Regions from separate parts of the Mus musculus genome. Here region 1 is linked to region 2. A link is a contact called in ENCODE POLR2A ChIA-PET data. All regions are on one chromosome and are shown on one strand. Each heading gives the region's core, a stretch centred on a gene start or an enhancer-like site at or near the end of the contact. The rest is flanking DNA. Distances are from core to core; before and after follow the strand shown. Region 1 overlaps Tab1 (TGF-beta activated kinase 1/MAP3K7 binding protein 1). Region 2 overlaps Syngr1 (synaptogyrin 1).

Region 1 (6,597 bases), core at 2,564-5,063, 55 kb after region 2:
TTGTTTCTCTCCCTTTTGGTCTTCACAGTAGAAGCATCTACTAGGTTCTAGAATATACCAGACAGGGCAGGCAGTTCCTACAAAATGCCCTGCATGTGGCACGGGTGTTTTATCCAGGGAAAAAGGCATAGCCACAGCCTCTACCCTGCGTTTCTTAGCAGTCCTGAGTAACCTTGTACCCGTGAGTTATGTAATTCCGGCGACAACCCACTTAGAGGTGTGGAAGCCGGTAGGGAGAGCACAAGGTCCCACACCTTTTCTAATCAGTGCGTTCCAGAAGGATTGTCCTGAACAGCTTGGAAAGCTCAGGTTGCAATTGACTGGCAGAGACTCCCTTCTCTTGCTGGGCTAGTGATCTCTAAGTCTCCTACACAGCCCCCTCCCACCTCACCTCCCACCCCCGATCACCCTGATTCCTCATCACGTCCTCCCTCCACACCCCAGGAGATTGCCGCGATGATTGACACCGAGTTTGCCAAGCAGACCTCCCTGGATGCGGTTGCCCAGGCTGTGGTAGACCGTGTAAAGCGGATCCACAGTGACACCTTTGCCAGTGGTGGGGAGCGTGCCAAGTTCTGCCCACGGCATGAAGACATGACCCTGCTGGTGAGGAACTTTGGCTATCCATTGGGTGAAATGAGCCAGCCTACACCGACCCCTGCCCCAGGTATGTATGCCACGTAGGTACACCTGAGATGAGTCCTGGGCTGGAGGCAACACGGACGGGCTGATACCATGAAGTTGGCTGCTTGGAGTGCGTATGGAGCCAGGGGGCTGGCCTTGCTCAACTCCAGCTGTAGAGTTCTGGACTCTGAGCTGCAGGTCTTTACTCTGTCTGTAAAATAAGGAGCACTTGTCCTGACCATCCTGGAAGTCTTGCTGCATGAGCATATCATGTACAGTCACAAAGGCAGATGGCAGAGGTCCCTCCTAGCCTCCTTGTCACTTCTCACCCTTACCAGCAACCTTGACAGAAAGGAGAAAGGCTCTAGCCTGGAGAGACCTGGGTGAGGTCAGGTATGAGACAGATGGTCTGCCCCAGCCGGGCATTGTGTGGAGATACTTCACTCCATCCCTTTTTCCTTTTAAGTCCTTGAGTCAAGCTGCCTGGGCAGCAGTGAGACCTTCTGTACTGCTCCCAAGCGCTGCATTTCCTTTTCTGTTTTTAAACAAACAAACTGTGGAGCTCTCACCTCCCATTGCTCTCCATGGACACTGGGGAGCTGGAGTCCCTCTGGCCTGCACTTGTAACCGTATTTTCATTGGGCCTGCCTCAACAGGAAACAGTCTACCCTCTGTATTAAGGTTTAGTAGCCCTTTCTCAGAGCCCATCCAGCACTTTATTCCACTCCCACCTTGATCCCCAGTGGGTTTCTTTGCTGGATAGAGGTCCCACTGCTATTCTGGAAGATACTCGTACCAAGGGACATCTACCCTGGGCCACCCCAGGGGTGGAGGGCCACAGTGGGGCTTAGGGGCCTCTCAGCCCTCACATAGCCCTTGTCACTCAAGAGAAGCCTTGAGGCCACTACCTTGGTTTCCTCCGACTGATTCCCCTCCCCCCCTGCTCTCTCTCTCTCTCCTATTGCAGGGGGCCGTGTGTACCCTGTTTCTGTGCCCTACTCAAGTGCCCAGAGCACCAGCAAGACTAGTGTGACTCTGTCCCTCGTCATGCCTTCTCAGGGCCAGATGGTCAACGGCTCTCACAGTGCCTCCACTCTGGACGAAGCCACTCCCACACTCACTAAGTAAGCCATCCTACTCTAGAGACAGACATGGGAACCTGGAGAGAAACAGCTGGGCAACCAAATCCTAGGGCTCAGTGGGGCAGGATGAGAGAGGCTGGGGTCTGGGGACTCTGGATCTTTGGCCTCCAATTCTCCACCCTCACCTTTTGGGTAGGGAGTCTTATTAGACACAGGTTCTAGCAGGTATTGAACTGGACCTGGGACAAGTGGAGATTCAGGGCAAGGTGGACAGGGGACCCGAGAAAGAAGCAAGGCAGCTGACTGACGTCTCAGCTTTCATCCATGGGCAGCTTCTCTCGTGTTTTTCTTCTGTCTTGGAGTTTGTAACCCAGGGCCACTGGCTTCATGCATCTGTAGTTGGGGACATTGCCTGGCCTGTACTGGGTTGTCAGAGCTGCTGCTCTCTCACTGTGGCATGCCATGGCTGTCAGCTGTCTAGTGTAAGGGGCACTGGGGGTGGAGGTCATGGCCTGAGAGGAGGGGCATGGTGCAGACCTGCCTGACAGGTCTCTTGTCCAACCGCTCCCTGTACTTCTGTGACTTTGTACTTTGCTCCCACCCCACCTCTCCGGGGGAGGGGGGGATCTGGTTTCCACATTCCAGCCCTGCACCGATGGAATAATACAGCTGCCACACCCAGCCCCTCTCCACTTAGAGCTTAGCCGGATGTGGCCAATTAGAAGGGCTGGCAGGGAGGGAGTGCCCCTGTTTTCCTCTGCCTCTCCCTCTGCCTCTTTAGAGGGCCTCCATCTGTCCCCAAGTCTGTGCTGCTGCTGTTCCTGCCACCACCTCTGTGGATGGAAGGGCCTGGTAGACATCTGGGCATCCTGGGTAGCCGTGTGCTGTCCCCAGCACAATCAGCATAGCCCTCCCTCCCCACCAGGCTTCCCCAGGAAACCAGCAGCTGTGTCCACAAAGCCAAGCAGGCAAGCTTCACGCTTCTCAGCCTGACTGCCCGAGCCTCACAGATCTCCTCCCCTGGCGCTGAGTCTTATTCTGTCACCTAGGTCAGCCTGTCTTTAAAAACATCTCACCCAGCTGACTTCTGTAGGATACTGGGGAGAGAGAGAGAGGCCTGAGCCTAAAGGGCCGCTCTTTTCACCGGTGGGAAGTTGAGGGCCCCTGATGCAGCTCCCCCAGACTGACTGCTCTCTCTTCTTCTGTAGCCAGAGCCCCACTCTGACCCTGCAGTCCACCAACACGCACACCCAGAGCAGCAGCTCCAGCTCTGACGGGGGCCTCTTCCGCTCCAGACCGGCTCACTCACTTCCACCCGGAGAGGATGGCCGTGTGGAGCCCTATGTGGACTTTGCTGAGTTCTACCGACTCTGGAGCGTGGACCACGGCGAGCAGAGCGTGATGACGGCACCTTAGTCTAGCCTCAGAGTGCAGCCTGGGCACAACTTTGTGTAGACACAGAGGGCCAGTGCCAAAGCAAGACAAGCTTCCTGACCTTTGCGGGGGCCATGGAACCCTCGGGCAGTGAGTCATGACGTGCTGCAGGTTCAACCACAGCCCTGGGCTGTGGCCTGAGTACAGACTGCATTGCTGCTGGTCCACACAGGAGGCTGGAGTCCAGACCACAGGCATCCTAAGACAGGGCCAAGCGGGAAAGCTGCAGGTAGCTTACAAACCATCACGAGTGCCTCCTGACACGTTTAAAGACTAGCAAGATGCCGTCCTGTGGACCCCAGCTACCAAAGGCCAGACAGACACTGCTCCCTCAAGACTCCTCCACCTGCTTCAGCTTCCCCCGGAAGAGCTGTGGCCTCTGCGAGTGCCCGTTACCTCTGGGTGGCTATCCCCTTTCCACCTTTCAGCCCAAACTCCTAGATCCAGAGTAGCGAATAACAGGAGTGGGTGCCTGTCACTGGATGTCACTGGAAAAGTCCAGGGAAGCAGAGGGGTTATTAACAGCCACAGAGGAGCAAGACAAGGAAGTACCAGAGAGAGCTGGCCAAGGAATGCTAGTCCTGGGCTGCAGGTCAGCCAGCTGGCAGCTGAGCTAACTCAGAGAGCTGGCTTCCCAATGGGGTGCAGTTAGTAGGCCAGGCCCACCAGGCAGCTGCAGTTCTGCTTCTGCTAGATCCTGCCCTGGGGTGAGGCAGGCCAAGTCAGAAGCCAGTGCCTTCCTCCCAGCGGGTCCTGGGAAGCCAGTGATAGGGGGTGCTGAGGCAACAGACCTCACGCTGATGAGGAGGCTGCTTGGTTCCGGGCTCTGCCGAAAGAGGAGTGGGATACGGCTGTGAGAGGGCCGAGGTTGAGTCTTGCTCACCCAGAAGACCAAGGACATCAGGTGCAGTGATGCGGACGTGCAGGGAAAAGACTCTGCTGGTCAGGCCCTGACTGGGACCTGTTCACACAGAATCTCTCCCTTCAGACAGGAGGGTTACCACAGCTGCCTGCAGTGTGGCCACCCCTGTGCTCAGAGGAGAAAGGCTGGGTGCTCCTCTTACCTGAGCCCTTCCATCAGGATTAAATCTGCAGCCCTTTCCCCACTGTGTGCAGCTACTGGGCAGGGTGCCCAGTGTGGCCTGGTGGCAAAGGCCAATTCAGAGCACTTCTCAGACTCCATTTCCCTAAAGCGAGGCTGCTGGCTCCATGCTGAGGAGAAGCCCTGGGGTGATGGGAAGAAGAAGCCTTCCTGCTCTCCACTAGGAAGTCACCTCTGCCCTGCAGGTGCCCTGCAGGTGAGCAGCTCTCAGCTGGTGCACAAGGACATGGGACAAAGGAGGTCCTCCCCAAGGAATGTGGTGCTGTTTGGTCTCTAGAAATAGAACCATGTTCTTCATGCAGTAAAGATGTCATCTTGTCTATCTGTAACTTAAGCACCCAAAAGGTGGCTGCCTCCTGTTCTGCTCAGGAGGTTTGGGAGCCAGGCTTTCCGGACTGGTAAGTGGCAGTGCTGGGATTTGAACTCAGACCTCCTAGCTGCACACATCACTGCCCTCACCCACTGAACATGTGTTTTGCCACAAGCCTGCTGTCTGAGCTAAAGAAGGCAGTGGTATTCTGTTCTCCAGAGAGTGAGTCCAGGGATGGGGTGGGGTGGTAACTTCATGAGGCTTAGGTCACAGGTCAGGGCCCTTGCCCCTCCCCTGCCTCGCCCCCCCCCCCCAAGCTGGTTGGTTTTATTTGGTTGAAAGATCTCTTTAACATACCTCCTCTTTCTCATCTAAGGCCTTTACTCATCCATCTCTGGATCGCCTGCCTACAGGCTGAAAAGCTGTCTGCTTAGGAACAAAGCTGGGCTCTGTCCTCTATGGTCACTGGGTCCCCCACATCCTCCCCTCTGCTGGGCAGAGGCTCTTAGCACAGGGCTCCACATGCAGAACTCCCTACTAGTTAGGGTCTGCTACCTCTCAGGTGTCCTGAGGACTGCTGTGGCCCTCAGCTCCCTCCACAGAGACAGTAGACCTGCCGTGCAGGGCCTGCTTTGTCCACAAGCTGAGCCACTACACTCTACGCCTTGTGCCCATCTGACCCTGACTTTGTCCCACTTATTCCATGTGAACCTGTCTCGTGGAGGTGGAGGTGGAATATATTCTTCAAGGCCCCAGCTCCCCTTGATGGGAGATGGCTTGGGACAGGCTGGAAGAGTTTGGGAGTCCTTAAACTTCAGGAGGGCTCAGTGTTAAGACCAGGGCAGAGCAGTGTTAGAGCCAGATAGGCAATTGGCCAGTGCTGGGCCAGGGTCCTTCTGTCTTACCTTTCCCAAGGCCAGAGCAGACGGAAGCTCACAGTCCTTTCTACCCTCCTGACTTACCTGAGGCACCTGCTTGACTCAGACCAGTTGGAGTCAGTGTGTCCCTGGGCCCAGTCAGATCCTTATGGTGCCCTTGGCTATCCCAAGGCTTCTTGTGGCCAGGCTGGCTTCCAGTTCTCTCATCAGCCTGCAGACTCCCTCGAAAGGCCTTGTTGACATGGGTGACATGGGTGGCAGGGGTCACAGACCTCCCTGGAGGAGCGACCCATCTGGAAGATTCCATCTACTGCCTCCAAAGCAAAACAGTTGTGTGCTTAGCACTCTGGGTGCCCTTGTCACATGGGGTTCAGCATAGCTGCCACCTCCTGGGGGAGGCCTGCCCTACCCTGCACTGCCCATCCACTCGGCTTTCTTGCCTAAATTCACTGATGTGCCTAGCTGCTCTAAGGTCAGTGCCTATCATACGGTGGTCCCTCACAAGGGTTAAGCAACTACAGCAAATGAAGGGACAGTTTTGTGACCTTGGCCAGGCACTGGAGATGAGTCTTGGGTTTTTGTTTAATCTTCCAAGTTAGGTAAGGATGGCTTCCTAATAAGATTGTCTAACCAACATGGGTGGTCTTACAGCGAGAGGTTAAGTCCATACAATGCCACATGGGCCAGGGACAGGTCACCAGAGTGTCAGACAAGATCTACCATGTGCCAAACCCAGACACCATGTCTAGTGGCAGCTCAGCCAGAACTGTCACCTGCACAGGTACTAGGCCAGCGCCACCTGCAGTTTCATCCTGGGGCCCAGACGAAGGGCAGCGGCTTCTAAGCTGAAGTCCAGATGGATGCCTTTGGCCAGGCTCCCAAATCTTTCCGGTGACACAGGAATCTCACGATTCTCCCTTCTGGGTCCCTATTTGGAAACCAAACAAGAACACATCACTGCCAGCCCTCCCCCCGGCCCCCCTCCGGGCCCAGCATGAGCATGCGCTTCGTTCCCACGCAAAGGTGACGCCAGCTCAGAGCACAGACAAGTTCTTGACATTTCAACAAGCATGGGGGGCCTCATGGAGGACAGGCTGCCTGGCAGCCAGCTTTTAGCCCTATTGACCCACTGGCTGGGTCCATGTCTGCTTTTGGAGACTGCCTGAG
Region 2 (6,583 bases), core at 4,037-6,536:
AGGACTTGGAGTGCTATGGAAGGGCAGGCTGGGGCCATGCTTTGTTGCTTTGTTGGGATGTATGGGTGAGTTAATGGTCAAGTCTGTGGGGTACTTCTATTGGCTTCAGCTTCCCCGGGGCTGCAGGCTGGTACAAGGTTTCATGGGAGACAAACCATAAACATCCTAGCTTGTGAGATCAGGGTAGGGAGAACCACCAAGAAGGAGGTGTCCACAAGGTTGTTGGGGTCACTCACCACATCCTAATAGAGAAGGCATTGCCTCGATCCTGTTAGATAGAAAAAAAGGGAAGGAAACCATGTTCTAAAGGAGGAGCAGCGTGTGCAGAATTTTCCAGCACCCTGCGGCTGTGCCATCCCTCCCCTCCCCGTAGCTGACCAGGGCACCGGGGTCCCGGAGGCTCAGGACTTCCGGGGTGTCTGATTCTCTCTGCACCTCTGAATTTAGCAACCCAGAATCCTGGAATTCTTCTCCAATCTGATCTTTCCTCTGGCTCGCTTCTGAGTTGGCCGTGGGTCTACACCAAGCACCATCTGGTCTGGGCTCTGTTTCTAAAGACAGGATGGATGCATTCAGAATCGGGTGGAAACCATGGCGGAGGCTGTTCAGCTGGGTTTTCCCTTCTGTTTTATTATTGTGTTTATTTAGGGGTGCCTGCCACAGCACACAGCTGTCAGAGGATAGCTTTTGGTTTTCCCCTTCTACCCCGTGTGGATCCTGGGACAGAACTCAGGAAGCCAGGCTTTGGTAACCTCTACCTGCTGAGCCCTCCCCAGCCCTCCCCACCATTTTCTTAAGCTGTCGTGGAGAAGGAGATTCCTTTGGAGCCCGCTGCCGTCAGGTGGCCCCCTTGGGTCATGTCCTGCTGTCTGGGTGCTCTGCTGTGTCTGTGGGACCTTTTTTCTTTCCCCACCGCCCAGCCAACAACCGCAATGTATTTTTCCCCAGTGTCCTGGCCACCGCTGGATCCATATAGAGTTTCCTTCTGGTTTCCGGTTCACTGGTATCTGCTTTCGCTACTCCGTATGTTGCCTGCAGCCTCTGCAGATCTGGCCTTAAGGAGCTACCTAGGGAGGCTGCCTGGCACAGGGCACCAGCTTTGGATTCAGAGAACCTGGCATGCCAGTGCTGGCTCCCCCTCAGCCTCTCAGTCCCAATCCTCAGACAGGAGTGAGTGTGTTTGGTGGGTCAGCACACATCAGTTCACACCGTGGGCCCTTCCTCTCTCCACATCTGTGAGAGGCAGAGCACCTGAGGCCCTGTCCCCTGCTCTAGGGGGTTCCCACTTGGGTGAGAAACTAGATCATTGCTGCCAGCGAGGAGTCCTGTAGGGAGCTTTGGAAACCTCCAGAGACTGGTTGTAGGTCCTTGGAGACAGTTTGTCTATCTGTCGGCTCCTGTCCCCTGCAGGGGTATGGTGCTTTCAGGTGCACACCTCTATCCCCGATGATCAAGTCTGCTCTCAGGTTCATAATTCTTTGCTGTATGGGATCTGGGCAAATTCTGCAGGCCGCACCTCTGCTGCAGTCCGAACTCCCTGGCTCTGTCCAGCCTTGACACTGCAGGGACTTGCAGCTGTCCGGCCCATTCTTTGCAAACACAGGTTGCTTACTGAACCACTTCTGGGTCTGCATTGATTCCTGGAACCACCCTGACCTTAGAGGCCCGGGGCCCAGCCTTTGCTTGCCTTGGTGACCTTAATTCCCAGATGTCTTTGGGCTCCGCATCAGCTTCCTTCATCTCCTGCCACACCTTGAACTCATTTGCACCCTAGGGCTGTTTTCCAGATATCTGATGGGTTAAGGGACCTGACTGCAGCCTGGCTAAGTGGTCGCTTCTTCAGAGGTCCCCCCTGTCCACCTAGTCTGTCTTCTCTTAGACTACTTAGTGCTTCTTCCCGGTGCACTTCAGGACTTTGGTACATATCTGTCTCCATCAGTGTGAACAGGGACCTTGCCTGCCTTGCGGTTGTGGTGAAGATATACATATGAAGTGCTCAGGAGTTGCTGTTAAGTGAATAAAATACTGACCTCTAGAAAGACACCTCCCAGGCCCCGCCCCATGCAGTGCCGATCTGTGTTTGTGACACGGTCACACCCCTGAGGTTTGTGTGTTCTTCCTGCACCTGTCACAGAGTTTGAGGTGTGACCTGTACTAGGAACAGTCTCCAAGGAAGAAGGCCTGGAAGGGGGCCTAGGACAGGGAAAGGAAGGGAGGAAGCTCATAGCTGAAGGAGAGCAGAGCCCCCAGAGTGTGAATGGGGCGGCCTCTATACCTAGAAACTCAGGATGTATCCAGATTGTAGAGAGAGGAACCCCAAACGTGACCTTCCATCTGTAGGGTGGTGACACATTCGAGGTAACGGGACCAGTGAGAAGGGTTCCGTGACTCAGAGCCAGGTTTTGTCACCCAGCTTGTTCAGACTACTGTGCTTCCTGTGCCCGAAGACAATGGCCACCCTACAGTCCATCAGCCTGTGTTGACGGCTTCGGCTATCCCCACACCTCCGCTGCATCCTTGGTCCACAGCAGCCTCTCTGCTTCCATTCCTCTGCCTGGATTATGTGTGCCTCAGATCCCTGCGGGGCCGGCTTCTTATTAGCCCATCTCAAAGGGCCTGACTTCAGGATCCTCCCCTGATCATCTTGACCTTCCTGCTGTCGGCCTAAGCATCTATTCCCCTTATGCATCAATCCAACATCTCTCTGAGGCTCACTTGGGTCGTCCCCGCCTGGGCCTGGCAGGCACGCATTCATTCCTCAAAGTACATTGGAAGCCCTGGGCTGTTGTGTTCCCCCTGAGCGTGGGTTCAGACAAGTGAAATTGCATAGCTAAAGACCCAAGGCCCTGCAGGGGTTCTCAGACCAGACTTGTACCCCACAGGGTCACTCCCCACAGGAAGGTCTTACTGCACTCAATGCCCTGTTTCTACAAGGTTGCAGGCACCAAGAAGCCCACAGCCTGTGGTGAGTGCCTGACCAGAGCCGGAGCCTGCCACCGCCACTGTGGAGCCACAGGCTTCCCATTTCTGTCCTTCTGAGAGTGTTATGATCTTGTGCCTCACCCTCCTGGGGACGCATGTCTCCAGCACATTTTTCCTGGCCTCTCCAAGGACTCCCTGTTTGGCTTACCCTAGAGACCCAATCTTGATGGTTCCTCATCAGCTTTCCCCAAGGCCCAGGTTTCCGCCTGCCTGCTTCCCCTCTCGGCTCCTTCTCTCAGCCTTGGAGGCCATTTTCCTTGCTTTGAGAAGTGGGGCCCACTCTTGCGCTAGCACCTGCAGTGCTATTTCCTGGCCACAGGAAGCACCTCCTAGGCACCTCCTAGGCACCTCCTAGGCACCTCCTAGGCAGCGTTGCTCAAGAGTACTCTGGCTTGGCTCCTTCTTCCCTGTAGCCTCCAGGGAAGGGAAGCTATCTGAAAGGAACTTTCTCTTATTCCTGTGAGGCATGCCCTGCTCTGGGGCGCAAACCTCATGTGGAGAAGCTGGTATTGTTTTGTTTTGAGGTACCAGGATGGTTAGCACCTGACCTACCAATGAACTACATCCCCTGTGTGTGTGTGCGAGCATGCGCACGAGTGTGCCACCGTGCACAGGTGGAAGTCAAAGACAATTTTGCGGAGCTGTTTCTCTCCTTCGATGTTTATGTGGGTCCTGAGAGTCGAACTCAGGTCGCCAAGCTTGTGCTGCAAGCGCTTTTATCCCCCGAGCCATCTCACCAGAAGATACTTTTTCTAGAACGTTCATTGTCCAGTACACAACAAACCTCAGATTTGACTGTAGCAGGCTTTTCCTTTTTTTTTTTTTTAAGATTTATTTATTATTATATGTAAGTACACTGTAGCTGTCTTCAGACACCCCAGAAGAGGGCGTCAGATCTCATTAAGGATGGTTGTGAGCCACCATGTGGTTGCTGGGATTTGAACTCAGGACCTTTGGAAGAGCAGTCAGTGCTCTTAACCACTGAGCCATCTCTCCAGCCCATAGCAGGTTTTTCTGAAATCTATCTAGTCAAAAGGCTTCCATTCTGCTGATTTGGTGGCATCAGGTGACGTACAGGACCTGGCCATTTGCTGCTAGACGCCTTGGGTCTTTGTAGCTGCCAGACGCAGATGGCAGTGTGCAGAGACCAGGTAGCACTTGGTCTAGGCTGCTGCCCCTCAGCGCCTGCCCTGCCTGCCTGGGGTGTGGGTAGCCCTGGAGCCCCTGACATAGTCTTTGAAACCCTATCATAGGCCACTCCCCTCCTGTTCCCCTGAGCACCAGCCTGAACTCAGTGTTGCTTAGCCATCATATTGATGTTACAAGGTACAGCAAGGCTACCTGCTGGCCTCTCTCTCTCTCTCTCTCTCACCACCTGGTCCCCTGGTCCCTTACTTCAGGCCCTCCACTGGAGGCTGGTTACCTTGTGAGTCTCAGTTTGCCTTTTCTGTCAGTGAGCCATTCTAAATCACCTGCTGGGTTTCATGAGCCAGATGTAGAGCCAGTGAGCCCGAATATCCTGTATGGACAGGTCTGTGGTATCCTGTGGCTCACCAAAAACCTAGCCCCTTCCTTCCTTCCTCCCTCTCTCCCTCCCTCCCTCCCTCTCGCCCTTCCCTCCTTTCTTCCTAAATCAAGATAGGATCTCACTATGTAGGCCTAAGTATTTTGGAGCTTGCTGTCTAGACTGGGCTGGCCTCACATTTCCAAAGATCTCCTTCTCTGCCCATCAGGCGACCCCCCTCATCCCCTGCTTTCTGCTCTGCTCTGCCGCTGTTTTGCCTGTGGTAAAAGCAGCCGGTAGAAGAAATCACATCAAGTATGTGGCATGGTGGCACAAGCCTTTAATCGGCACTCGAGGCAGAGACAAGTGGGTCTCAAAGTTCAAGGCCAGTCTGCTTCTACATAGTGAGTGAGACCTGTCAGAAGGAAAGGAGGAAAGGAGAAAGAAAAACAAAACAAAACACAAAATATGTGACCTTGTGTCTAGGTTGGGCACCAGAGATAAGACTCAGGAACTCAGAATGTCTTGTGTGCTTAGCACATCTCTGCCTCTGCCCTCCCTTGCCCCTCCCCCGTTCCCACACCCCAGCCCTTGTGTCTAGTTTCATTGCATATTTCAGTTCTTCCCTTAATGGCTGGGTCAGGATCCACCTTGTAAAGGGCTGTGGGCTTTGCTTAATCTTCCTTCAGTGTCCGGAACCTGTGGCCTCAAGCTCGCTCTCATTTTTCCTCAGGAAAAGCTTGCATAATTCCCCCAAGTGCCTGTGCCTGTCTTCCTTCTGTTGCTTCGCTCTGCACCTTTCAGCATCGTGTAAAGTGCAGGCACTTAATAGAAATTCAAACATCACAGGCCCTGAGGCCTCGGGGATGTCACGAGGCAGTCATGAGGCCATAGCTAAATCGGACCACTGTCATGTGACACATAAGAAGACAAGAAAACAGTGTGAATGGTTCTTGGATTTCCCTCATTGTCTGTATCTCGGTTTCTTTAATCCTCTGGGTGTCAGCTGTGAGCATGCCAGGCTGATACTGAAGTGACAGTTCTTTATAGAAAGATACAAGGAGGGGGGGGGGCATCAGTTAAAAGCACTAAATGCTCTTTCAGAGGGCAAAGCTTCCACTCTCAGCACCCACATGGTGACTCACAGGGCGATCTGACGCCCTCTTCTGGCCTCTATGGGTTCTGCACACTGTGGTGCACAGACAGATTATCACTGCACATAAAATACAGTTATTGTTGGGTTTTTTTTGTGTGTGTGTGGTTTTTCGAGACAAGGTTTCTCTCCCTGGCTGTCCTGGAACTCACTTTGTAGACCAGTCTAGCCTAGAACTCAGAAATCCATCTGTCTCTGCCTCCCGAGTGCTGGGATTAAAGGCGTGCGCCACCACGCCCGGCTAAAATACAGTTTTAAATAAGTGGAAAGTTGTTGCTGAGGAGACGTCTCAGTTGGTAGGTTTTTGCTCTGCAGGCATGAGGACCTGAGTTCAGTCCCCACTATTCACCTGAGAGTTGGGCACGGTGGCTTGAGTTTGTAGCAATAGTGTGGAGGGAGGCAGGAGGATCTCTGGAGCTCACCAGCCAGACAGTCTAACTGAACCTCTGAGCTCCAAGTTTAGTGAGAGGTCCTCTCTCTAAGAGTAAGGCAGAGAGGACCAGAGGAAGACCTGACATTGATTTCTGGCCTATACATACATACATGTGTGCACACACACATACATGGGTACACATACATGTGTGCACACACACAGGTGCACATGCACACATTCGTACACACACAGATGCAAAGCAACAGCGAGTGGGAATGGGCAACAGCAATTGTCCCAGCTTCCGCTTCCAGCTCACCTCAGGCCACATAAGCCTTTTTCAGTCTCTCCGAGATCTGACCTTTCCCCATCCAGGAAGGAAGCATGACGGTGACAGGTAGGTGCCCTGGGTTTGGACCCCATTTCTGTCACTTACCAGTTGTGCAGCTTCAGGCACATTCATTAACACCGGCTATATATTAGTTACCTATCACGGCATAATAAATTGTCCCTAAATTATGGCCTTAAAACAGCTGTCACTTGTCATCTCAGTTGTTGTGGGTCAGGAATCTGC

Evidence for each region. ChIA-PET counts read pairs that join two places held with the same protein, here RNA polymerase II (POLR2A).
Region 1: POLR2A ChIA-PET joins it to region 2 with 11 read pairs in embryonic stem cell. The contact joins two enhancer-like sites. POLR2A ChIA-PET finds 5 or more read pairs at or near these places in 4 of 5 experiments (Patski and embryonic stem cell).

What each region holds. Positions count from the first base shown.
Region 1 is chr15:80,157,160-80,163,756 of GRCm38, forward strand. It overlaps Tab1 (TGF-beta activated kinase 1/MAP3K7 binding protein 1), which reads left to right. Exons shown (of 11, transcript NM_025609.3): 9 at 445-667; 10 at 1,592-1,748; 11 at 2,915-4,548. The coding sequence ends at 3,122. Among named protein-coding and RNA genes, the nearest start is that of Gm31253, 12 kb to the left of the region's middle. Within about 2 kb of position 3,814, at least 3 of the 3 ENCODE cell types and tissues checked have a DNase peak (open chromatin) inside an H3K27ac peak, as active enhancers do.
Region 2 is chr15:80,100,569-80,107,151 of GRCm38, forward strand. All of the region lies in intron 1 of Syngr1 (synaptogyrin 1), which reads left to right. Among named protein-coding and RNA genes, the nearest start is that of Gm31134, 12 kb to the left of the region's middle. Within about 2 kb of position 5,287, at least 1 of the 3 ENCODE cell types and tissues checked has a DNase peak (open chromatin) inside an H3K27ac peak, as active enhancers do.